Linked DNA regions of Homo sapiens: region 1 is linked to region 2. Evidence: chromatin contacts called from ENCODE Hi-C data. All regions are on one chromosome and are shown on one strand. Each heading gives the region's core, a stretch centred on a gene start or an enhancer-like site at or near the end of the contact. The rest is flanking DNA. Distances are from core to core; before and after follow the strand shown. Region 1 holds the start of DDX19A-DT (DDX19A divergent transcript). Region 2 holds the start of PDPR (pyruvate dehydrogenase phosphatase regulatory subunit).

The links. A loop is a pair of places that touch in the nucleus more often than their neighbours do. Pooled maps may share reads with other maps.
Region 1: a map of naive thymus-derived CD4-positive, alpha-beta T cell shows a loop between it and region 2 (34-fold over the local background). The contact joins the promoter of DDX19A-DT here to the promoter of PDPR in region 2. A Hi-C loop is called at or near these places in 1 of 168 maps with a recorded cell type or tissue (naive thymus-derived CD4-positive, alpha-beta T cell), 1 of 37 single-sample maps with no recorded cell type and 9 of 50 pooled maps.

What each region holds. Positions count from the first base shown.
Region 1 is chr16:70,344,067-70,349,187 of GRCh38, reverse strand. It overlaps DDX19A-DT (DDX19A divergent transcript), which reads left to right and starts at 2,441. Exons shown (of 5, transcript NR_039997.1): 1 at 2,441-2,989. DDX19A (DEAD-box helicase 19A) reads right to left here and starts at 2,285. Exons shown (of 12, transcript NM_018332.5): 1 at 2,140-2,285. The coding sequence starts at 2,196. RefSeq lists enhancers at 2,041-2,530, 2,049-2,666, 2,667-3,285.
Region 2 is chr16:70,111,151-70,116,737 of GRCh38, reverse strand. It overlaps PDPR (pyruvate dehydrogenase phosphatase regulatory subunit), which reads right to left and starts at 2,406. Exons shown (of 19, transcript NM_017990.5): 1 at 2,298-2,406; 2 at 1,808-1,917. RefSeq lists enhancers at 930-1,872, 2,393-2,442.

The DNA.
Region 1 (5,121 bases), core at 1,192-3,691, 230 kb before region 2:
TGCCTGGTTTCCTCTGGACTTAGCCCATGAGCCTTTTTCCTCCACTAATTTTGCTTTGTATCTTTTCACTATAATAAATCATAGTTGTGAGTACAACTACATACTGAGCCTGTGAGTTCTCCTAACAAATCGTCAAACCTGGCATCTCTTGGGGACTCCCACAACAGGTACTTACCAAGATGTTTCCTTATTTTAAATTCAGAACAGCCAAACCTGAACTCACCATTCCCTTTTTTCTTTTTTTGAAACAGGGTCTCACCGTCACCCATGCTGGAGTGCAGTGGTGTGATCACAGCTCACTGCAGCCTCAACCTCCCTAGGCTCAGGTGATCCTCCCACCTCAGCATCCTGAGTAACTGGGACTACAGGAGTGTACCACCACCCCGCCCAGCTAATTTTTTTTGTATTTTTGTAGAAATGGGGTTTCGCCATGTTGCCCACACTGGTCTTGAACTCCTGGGTTCAACTGATCTGCCTGTCTCAGTTTCCCAAAGTGCTAGGATTACAGGTGTGAGCCACTGTGCCCAGCCTTCACCTCTTTTTTTTTTTTTTTTTTTTTTTGAGACAGAGTCTCACTCAGTAGCCCAGGCTGGAGTGCAGTGGCGTAATTTTGGCTCACTGCAACCTCCACCTCCCAGGTTCAAGCAATTCTCATGCCTCAGCCTCCTGAGTAGCTGGTATTAACAGGGGACGACTACCACGCCTGGCTAACTTTTGTATTTTTAGTAGAGACAGGGTTTCACTATGTTGGCCAGGCTGGTATCAAACTCTTGACCTCGAGTGATCTGCCCGCCTCGGCCTCCCAAAGTGCTGGGATCACAGGTGGGTGCCATCATGCCCGGCTGCCTTCACCATTCTATCAAATCTGCCCTTCCTCCCACTTTCCTATTCCTGTTATTGGGACGTTAGTAGTACCAATAGGATCCAGGTTGAAAACAGAAACCTTTGGCTTTATCTCCCTTCTCTCCTTTATTATGTTAGCAAGTCCTACCCATTCTACCTTCATATCTTATACCCATCCCTTAATTTTCACTTCCACTGCCCAACATAGGCCCTCTATCTCGGGGCTATCAGAATAACTTCTACACTGATATTTCTATTAGCCATCACTTCTAACATATTCTGTTCTCTGTAGTTCAATAAATCCTTGCCAGCCTTGTCTAATTCTGTCAATAGCCCTCTCAAAAATCCCCATACCGGCTGGGCGCGGTGACTCACGGCTGTAATCCCAGCACTTTGGGAGGCCGAGGTGGGCGGATCACTTGAGGTCGGGAGTTCGAGACCAGCCTGACCAACATGGAGAAACCCCGTCTCTACAAAAAATACAAAATTAGCCGGGCGTGGTGGCGCATGCCTGTAATCCCAGCTACTCGGGAGACTGAGGCAGGAGAATCGCTTGAACCCGGGAGGCGGAGGTTGCGGTGAGCCGAGATGGCGCCATTGCACTCCAGCCTGGGCAACAAGAGCAAAACTCTGCCTCAAAAGAGAAACAACTACAACAAAAAAAAAGACAGTCCATTATCACTAAACAAACCTAAAGTTTAGGTCTTAGATATAAGAACAGAAAGCCACAGTGTATGCTGTAATTACATTCCAGTTGAATGAATATTCATTACTGAAAGAACAAGTACATGAAACCGTTACTTTACACATCAATGAAACAATTTGTAGTGCCTCCTTCCAACATCTGCAGTAGATTGAGGTATTAAATCCAAAAGTCAATCTGTTATTCTGCAAAGAGCTACAAACTACCAACCACGTTAAGCATGGATCTAAGAAATGTTAAATACAGAGTAGTACAGAAACATGCGAAGAACAGTCGCGTAATGAAAAAGAGAATCAGAATCTAAACTTGGCTTTCCTTATAATCGTCACCGAGGAGGTCAATAGAGGAATGACAGCATGCATAGTGGGGCGGATTTACCAAAGGATGAAGTCCTTAACCAGCCCAGATGGAGATAAAAAGCTCGACATTGGTCTCTTTAGCTCTAAGAGCAAATCAAGGGCAAGTGACTGCCCTAGCAAACTGCAGGAGCGCGTTGCCCAGGGGCCTCCCCAACCCGGGGAGCTCCCTGTGCTTTTGGGAGGTTTCGCTTGGGCCCCTGCTACGTCCTCCTCGCCAGGAGCTGAGCTACTGACCGACTTGACAGCCGCTTCCTGCTCGTCCACCGCCAGGGCCCACGAGTCGGTGGCCATAGTCCCGGACAAGGGAGACCCACTTGTGAAAATATGCGCTGCACCACGTCGCAACGCGGGCCCTAACCTCGCCACCGGCGCGAGAATGCACCTCACGCGGACCGGAAGCGGCGGTGAGCACAGGTGACGTCAGTTCCCACCCAGCGTGCGACATCATCATTCTGCGCGGCGCCAGGTCTCTCCTCGGGCCTCGCCTTTCCCTTCGTGCGCAAACCTCGCGCTTTTTGCTCACCCTTCCAGGACGCGGCCTCCTCGCTTCTTAAAATGTCTGAGCTCTACGAAGTGGAACTGTTAGCCCTCCGTTTATTGCCTTACTTCACACTGAAATAAGCCAACGTTTATTTTATTTTATTTATTTTATTATTTATTTTATTATTTTTTTTCGAGACGGAGTCTCGCTCTGTCCCAGGCTGGAGTGCCGTGGCGGGATCTCGACTCACTGCAACCTCCGCCTCCGTGTTCAAGCTATTCTACCTCAGCCTCCCGAGTAGCTGGGATTACAGGTGCCCGCCACCACGCCCGGCTAATTTTTGTATTTTTAGTAGAGATGGGGTTTCACCATGTTGGCCAGGCTGATCTCGAACTGCTGACCTTGTGATCCTCCCGCCTCAGCCTCCCAAAGTGTTGGGATTACAGGCGTGAGCCACCGCGCCCGGCCCCCAACGTTTCTTTTTAAGCCTGTCATATCTCACATTAAATGTGTAAGTCTCTGAACTGTAGGGCTTTGAACAAAGGAAAGTTCCATGAGAATACTATATGATGCCAATTTCTACTGTTAGGAACGCGATAACAGGTAAGAAAACAAAAACCAAAACGCAACAGAAGACCCGTAAACCCCATAATTCCACCATCCAATAAACACAACACACAATGCGTTTTTTCGTTTCTTTTTTGAGTCAGGGTCTCATTGTGTCGCCCAGGCTGGAATGCAGTGGTGTGATCTCGGCTCACTGCACCCTTGACCTCCCACCTCAGCCTCCCAGGTAGCTGGGCCCACAGGCCCGCACCACCACTCCTGGCTAGTTTTTAAACTTTTTGCAGAGACGGAAGTCTTCATTATATTGCTCAGGCTGCTTTTGATCTCCTGCTAACTCCAGAGATCCTCCTGCCTTGGCCTCTCAAAGTGTTGGGATTACAGGCATGAGCCACCACACCTGGCCATTATGTTGAAGGACCACCAAATACATAATGTATAATCTATTTATATGAGATTCAAGAATAGGACAAATAAAATCTATGCTGATAAAAACTAACAGAGCTTACCTGTGGAGAAGGATGTTTGGTCCAGACACAAGAGAACTTCCTGGGTGATAGAATTATTCTGTATCTTGATTGGGACCTGGTTACATAGATGTGTAAATTTGTTAAGTCATGCTACTTTGTATTTCTAAACTCATGGAACCATTATTTACAGATATCACCCAGGCTGGAGTGCAGTGGCCGGGTCTTGGCTCACTGCAACCTCTGCTTCCTGGATTCAAGCGGTTCTCCTGCCTCAGCCTCCCAAGTAGCTGGGATTACAGGCACACGCCACCACGCCCAGATAATGTTTGTATTTTTAGTAGAGATGGAGTTTCACCACGTTGGCTAGGCTGGCCTTGAACTCCTGAGCTCAAGGATCTGCCTGCCTGGGCCGCCCAAAGTGCTGGGATTACAGGTGTGAGCCACAGTGCTGACCTGCTTTTTCTTTTTTATAAGCAGTTCCCAAGGAAGAATAACTGTTTTTGTTTGTTTTTTGTGACAGGGTCTTGCTCTGTCACCTAGGCTGGAATGCAGTGGCACGTTCACAGCTCACTGCAGCCTTGATCTCCCAGACTCAAGTGATCCTCGCACCTCAGCTCCCCAGCAGCTGGGAATATAGCACTTCGCCACCACCCCTGGCTAATTTTTGTGTGAGAACTTGTGCATTTAAAATATCATGGTATATAAATTATACCTTTCAATAATGTTGATTAAAAATCAAAAAAAGGGCCGGGGGCGGTGGCTCACGCCTATAACCCTAGCACTTTGGGAGGCCAAGGCTGGTGGATCACCTGAGGTCAGGAGTTCGAGACCAGCCTGGCCAACATGGCGAAACCTCACCTCTACTAAAAATACAAAAATTAGGGCCGGGCGCAGTGGCTCATGCCTATAATCCCAGCACTTTGGGAGGCCAAGGCAGGTGGATCACCTGAGGTCAGGAGATCGAGACCAGCCTGGCTAACACAGTGAAACCCTGTCTCTACTAAAAATACAAAAACAAAATTAGCTGGGCGTGGTGGCGGGTGCCTATCGTCCCAGCTACTCGGGAGGCTGAGGCAGGAGAATGGTGTGAACCCAGGAGGCAGAGCTTGCAGTGAGCTGAGATCGCGCCACTGCACTCCAGCCTGGGCAACAGAGGGAGACCCGGTCTCAAAAAAAAAAAAAAAAAAAATTAGCCAGGTGTGGTGGGGTGCGCCTGTAATCCCAGCTACTCGGGAGAGGCTGAGGCAGGAGAATCGCTTGAACTCGGTAGGCGGAGGTTGCGGGAGCCAAGATTGCCCCACTGCACTCCAGCCTGGGTGACAGAGCAAGACTCTGTCTCAAAAAATAATAATAAAAAGGAATGAAATACATGCAATAACATGGATGAGAGATTTGACATCTCATCGCGTCTCGCTCTCTTGGCCAAGATCAAGTGGAGAGATTTGACATCTCATAGACATTATATTGCATGAAAGAACCCAGGTGCAAAAAGAGTACATATTGCATGATTCCATTCATATAAGCCCAAAACAGGTATATCTAATCTATAGAGATAGAAATCAGAACAGTGGTTGCCTGGGGATGAGATAGAGTGAGTAGGATTGACTGGGAAGGGGTACAAGGGAACTTCAGGGATGATGAAAATGCTCTGTATCTTTTTTTTTTTTTTTTTTTTTGAGACGGAGTCTTGCTCTATTTCCA
Region 2 (5,587 bases), core at 1,157-3,656:
AAACCCCGTCTCTACCAAAGATACAAAAAATTAGCTGGGTGTGGTGGCACGCACCTGTGGTCCCAGGTACTCATGGTGCGGCCACCATTGCATCTTGGGCCTCACTAACCAGTTCCCGTTTGTTGGATTCAATACTCTCTCACCACACAGGCCAATCTTGTGTTTTATTAATTTTTTTAATTTTTTTTTTTTTTTTGTAGAGAGGGGCTCACTATGTTGCCCAGGCTGGTCCTGAACTCCTGAGGTAGGAGGATCGCTTGAGCCTGGGAGACAGAGGTTGCAGTGAGCCGAGATTATGCTACTGCACTCCTGCCTGGGTGACACAGTGAGACTCTGTCTTAAACAAAACAAAACAAAGAAAGGCCAGGCGCAGGGGCTCACACCTGTAATCCTAGCACTTTGGGAGGCCAAGGTGGGTGGATTATTTGAGGTCAGGAGTTTGAGACCAGCCTGATCAGCATGGTGAAACCCCGTCTCTACTAAAAACAGAAAAATTAGCCAGGTGTCGTGGCTTGCACCTGTAGTCCCAGCTACTCAGGAGGCTGAGACAGGAAAATTGCTTCAACCAGGGAGATGGAGGCTGCAGTGGGCAGATTCGCGCCACTGCCTGGGTGACACAGTGAGACTCCATCTCAAAAAAGCCCAGGGTGCTTGGCGCCAAAAAAGGGATCTCTGACCTTGTGTTCATTATGACCTTCAAAAGAGTGAAGTGGTGAGGGCATGAGGGCAGAGGAAAAGAAGGGCTTAAGACAACGAAGGAAAAGAAGGCACCAGAGTCTAGTGCCTTTGCCGCCAAACCTAAACCTATAAGGTTGGCAGCAAAACCAAAGCACAAACTGATAACAAAGGAGGTAAAGCCAGGGGAGAAGAAACTGAAGACGTCAAAGACAGAAATGAAGCACATCATCTGGTTTAAAACAAATGATAGAGTTTTTACAGTTCTGGAAAATGACCGTATAATATTCTCTGCTAAGAAGAATAACTTCTGCTAAACAACCATAAGACTGCAGCTGGCTCTACTCAGATCTGCTTATTCCAACAAGACCAAGGTGCTAGTTCTAACTTCGAGTTGTCCCTCTGTATGGCTGCAGCGTTGCGCACAGTGGACTGCCGGTCACAAGGAAGACTGGATGAGCGTGGGTTCACACAACATTTCCCACACTTGCCTCAGCAAAAGAACCACCTGGGACACTTGTTTAAAAATGACAGATTCCCACGGTCCACCTCGGCAGATTCTGATCCTGCCACTCCAGGGAGCTGTATTTTTCAACAAGTACACCAGGTGATCACGCAAGTTTAAGAAATTAACACAAGTTGGCCGAGCGCAGTGGCTCACGCCTGTAATCCCAGCACTTTGGGAGGCTGAGGCGGGAGAATCACGAGGTCAGGAGTTCGAGACCAGCCTGGCCAACATAGTGAAACCCCGTCTCTACTAAAAACACAAAAATTAGCCGGGCGTGGTGGCGCACACCTGTATTCCCAGCTACTTGGGAGGCTGAGGCAGGAGAATTGCTTGAACCCAGGAGGCAGAGGTTGCAGTGAGCCGAGATCGCGCCACTGCACTCCCGCCTGGGCGACAGAGTGAAACTCTGTCTCGGAAAAAAGAAAAAAAAAGAAAAAAGAAATTAACACAAGTCCCTGCCACTGGAAAAGCTTATCCGTCAGGCTGGCTCCTCCTCCACCACCAGACCCCATCCCGGTACATCACGTTTACATGCATGCGGAAAATGGGCTTGGAGATTCTTGATTCAAATCCGAGGTATCACACATCGGCCCCCAAAGGTCAAACATTAAGAAGGAAGCTTACTGCCCTGTCCCAGATTTTTCTAGGTGACTTCTTCCTCCGGACTCTGCAGCAGTCTTTAGTTCTAAAAGCACAAGCGGACCGCACGTCTCAACGCGGGAAAACAGTTCCATCTGCAGGGATGGAGGACCGGGCTAGACAAGCTGGAGTTGGCTCTGCGCCGCAGGGGTGTGCAAGCCCGAGACGGGGGAGCCCGAGGTCACCCCGGCCGCCCTGGCATCGGGGCTGAAGTGCAGGCTCCTGGAGGAGCGGTGCGCACGCCCAGGGGTAGCCGAGAACACAAGCCAAGGCACGAGCGGACAACCTTACGGGGACGAGTACTGGCGCCCGGACGCGACTTCGCGAGAGGCCAGGCGGAACCCACTGGAAGCGTGAGCTAGCGGGGACCACCCCCGGGCGAAACCAAAGGAGAAAGAGGGGAACCCAGGGGTCCCGGGGCGCTTAGGCCCGCGCGGACGGGGAGGCCAGAGTTGCCCCGAAGCTATCTCCTTACCTCACCGGTCCCCACGGGCTCCGCGCTCAGCTACAGCCCGGCGGGAGCAATGCGGCAGCCACAACAGTTGCCTGGGGTCGCCGCGGGCCGGAAAGCGGGGTTCGGGGATGGGAAGGGGGCGGGGCGAAGCGAGCAAAAAGTTCCGGGGAAGCCGAGACCGCGACCTTCCGCGCTTTACGGCCCCCGGGCAAGGGTACTGCCGGCGCGTGACCTCAGCAGCGCACGAGCGCGCCGTGACGCCTTCGCGGAGCCCCGCCCCTGCCACGTGGGCTTGTTTGGGTCTCGCGAGGCACCGCCCCCGCGGCCTCTTTGCCACCCTCAGAGGCGAGCTGTGGAAGCCTTGACTCTTAGGGCCGTTTTAGAACCGGGGCCTCGGACCGGCGGGGTTTCTGCACGTGGAACCGGAACATCTGAGATGATCGCAGGCCCTGTGGAGTGTGGGGAGCGCGGGAGTTCTTTCTTCCCTCGAGGCCCGTGCCAGGGCTTACTCCAAAGCCAGTGGGTCCCCAGTCCTAAGCCAAGCAGTCCCGGGGGAAAACGCTTCTCATCGCCGTGGGAGCGCGGATCTTGGAAGTGGCTCTGGGCTTTCTTGGGCGAGGCTCTCACAGAGTAGATCGGAAATCCATTCTGCTGGCCCGCCCCACCTCGGAGGACGGACTAACGGACCTGAGTTCCCGGCCCTATCTTACTCTTCTCAGCTTCTCAGCTTGGCTCAGCTCAGAGGAAGAGGAATCACTGAAGTCTCAGAGAAGTCTCCACTCATCCCTTCCTCACTGTCACATCAGCCTTTTCTTTCCTTCTAGAACTCATCACTGACTCAAGGATATAAGTTTGATGACTGTCTTTTCCACTGGTGTGACACGATCTCTGTCGACAGAACCTTAGTCTTATGCATAGCTTTATTCTCAGCACCCAGAACAGTGCCTGGCACCTCTTCCACTGAATATTATATGCATAAGGGTCTCATGCTGCAGCCACCATTGCATCTTGGGCCACACTATCCAGTTCCCGTTTGTTGGATTCAATACTGTCTCACCACACAAACCAATCTTGTGTTTTATTAATTTAAAAAAAATTTTTTTTTTGTAGAGATAGGCTCACTATGTTGCCTAGGCTGGGCCTGAACTCCTGGCCTCAAGTGATCCTTCCATCTCAGCCTCCCAAAGTCCTGGGATTACAGGCGTGAGCCACTGTGCCTGCCCCAATCTTGTGTTTTATTGCTGGCCACCTGTAGCCAGGCACTGTGCAGGATGATGGGATCCAGCAATGTACAAGAAAGAGGCGGTTTCTGCTCTTAGGGAGTGGCAGTCAAGTTCCAGGGACCCCTCTGTCACAAGGCCAGGCCACAGCCTACATAGTTTATACCCCATTTACTGGCCAGTCAAATCACACAAAGACAGCCCAGATGAGGTCTGCCAGACAGTGGACTGAAACTATGCCATAGGCTCCTGTGCTAGATAAATACTTCCATATTTTAGCTAGGATTGAATGCTTGGGGACACCTACCTGTCTAAAAAAAGAGAAAACGGCTGACCAATTTGAGACATTCTCGGGGAAGGCTTTCCTGATGCCCAGATGTGGCGATTTCATGAAAAATATCACAGGTTTTCCTCATGAACCATTTGGTTCAAGCCATTTCCAGGCACATGAATTTGGGAGAAACCTGGTTGTCTGCAGGAGATGGTGGATGAAATCAAGTGAAATACTTAATGTGTTGATTTCATTCTGTTTACGTGCAGTAAATAGCAAACAAATGGTGTAGATCTGTCCCTGATTTCCTTCTCCATCACCATGATCGGCCTCCACTCCAAAATGCTAAGTCAGGCTGGGTGCGGTGGCTCATGCCTGTAATGCCAGCACTTTGGGAGGCCAAGGCAGTTGGATCACGTGAGGTCAGAAGTTCGAGACCAGCCTGATCAATATGGTGAAACCCCATCTCTACTAAAAAATACAAAAATTAGCTGGGCGTGGTGGCACATGCCTGTAATCCCAGCTACTTTGGGAGGCTGGGACAGGAGAATTGCTTAAACCCAGGAGGCGGAGGTTGCAGTGAGCCAAGATTGTGTCACTGCACTCTAGCCTAGGCGACAGAGCGAGACTGTCTCAAAAAAAAAAAAAAAAGGGAAGTAAGTCCTAAGGCCCCTTTCATTGTCAAAGATGGGTCTTGTCCTTAGTAGGTTCTCATAACCACTGATGCACTATTTTTTCTAGGGGATTGAGTGTTTTTATTTTATTATTATTTTTTAGATGGAGGCTCACTCTGTTGCCCAGGCTGGAGTGCAATGGTGTGGTCTCGGTTCACTGCAACCTCTGCCTCCCAGGTTCAGGGGATTCTCCTACCTCAGCCTCCCCAGTAGCTGGGACTGTACAGGCGTGCGCCACCACGCTGGGCTAATTTTTGTATTTTTATTAGAGACAGGGTTTCGCTATGTTGGCCAGGCTGGTCTCAAACTCCTGACCTCGTGATCTGCCCACCTAGGCCTCCCAAAGTGCTGGAATTACAGGCGTGAGCCACCGCGTCCAGCCTATTTTTATTTTTTGAGATTAGCTCTCACCCTGTCACCCAGGCTGGAGCACAGTGGTGCAATCACGGCTCACTGCAGTCTTAACTTCCTGGGCTCTAGCGATTCTCCCACCTCAGCCTCCCGAATAGCTGAGACCTCAGGCGCGTGCCACCGTCCCCAGCTAACTTTTGTATTTTTTGGTAGAGGTGGGGTTTCACTATGTTGCTGAGGCTGGCATTAAACTCCTGACCTCAAGAGATCCACCTGCCTTGGCCTCCCAATGTGCTGGGATTAGAGGCATGAGCCACCATGTCTTGCCCTAAACAGACGTTTTAATTACGCTTGTCAAGTCCTCTTGTGAAATCTTCATCTGCAGTGACTTGGTAAATGTATTTGCTACCACACAGGATAAACAGTGTACAGACAAACATTTGACATACCTATGTTACCACAGTGTAAGAATGAATTTGGATCTGAGGTCGCTAAGATGCAGGCGTTTATCTTACCTCCCTGCAGCACCGGCATGGCTGTGGGGAAGGCCTCCCTCCTCCCTCTGAAGTTCTTGTCCCCATCAGTAGACTGGACATCTGCCTACAACCGACTTCACAGAAAGGACCTGACACCTGGCATGCTTCTCGTGTGCTTGAGAGCCTGTGTTTGTGTGGAAAGCAGGGATGTTCTCATTCACACCATGGGAAGAGAAGAATGTTGCGAGTAGCAATCAGTACTCTTTTTTTTTTTTTTTTTTTTTTTTTTTTTGTGAGACGGAGTCTTGCTTTGTCACCC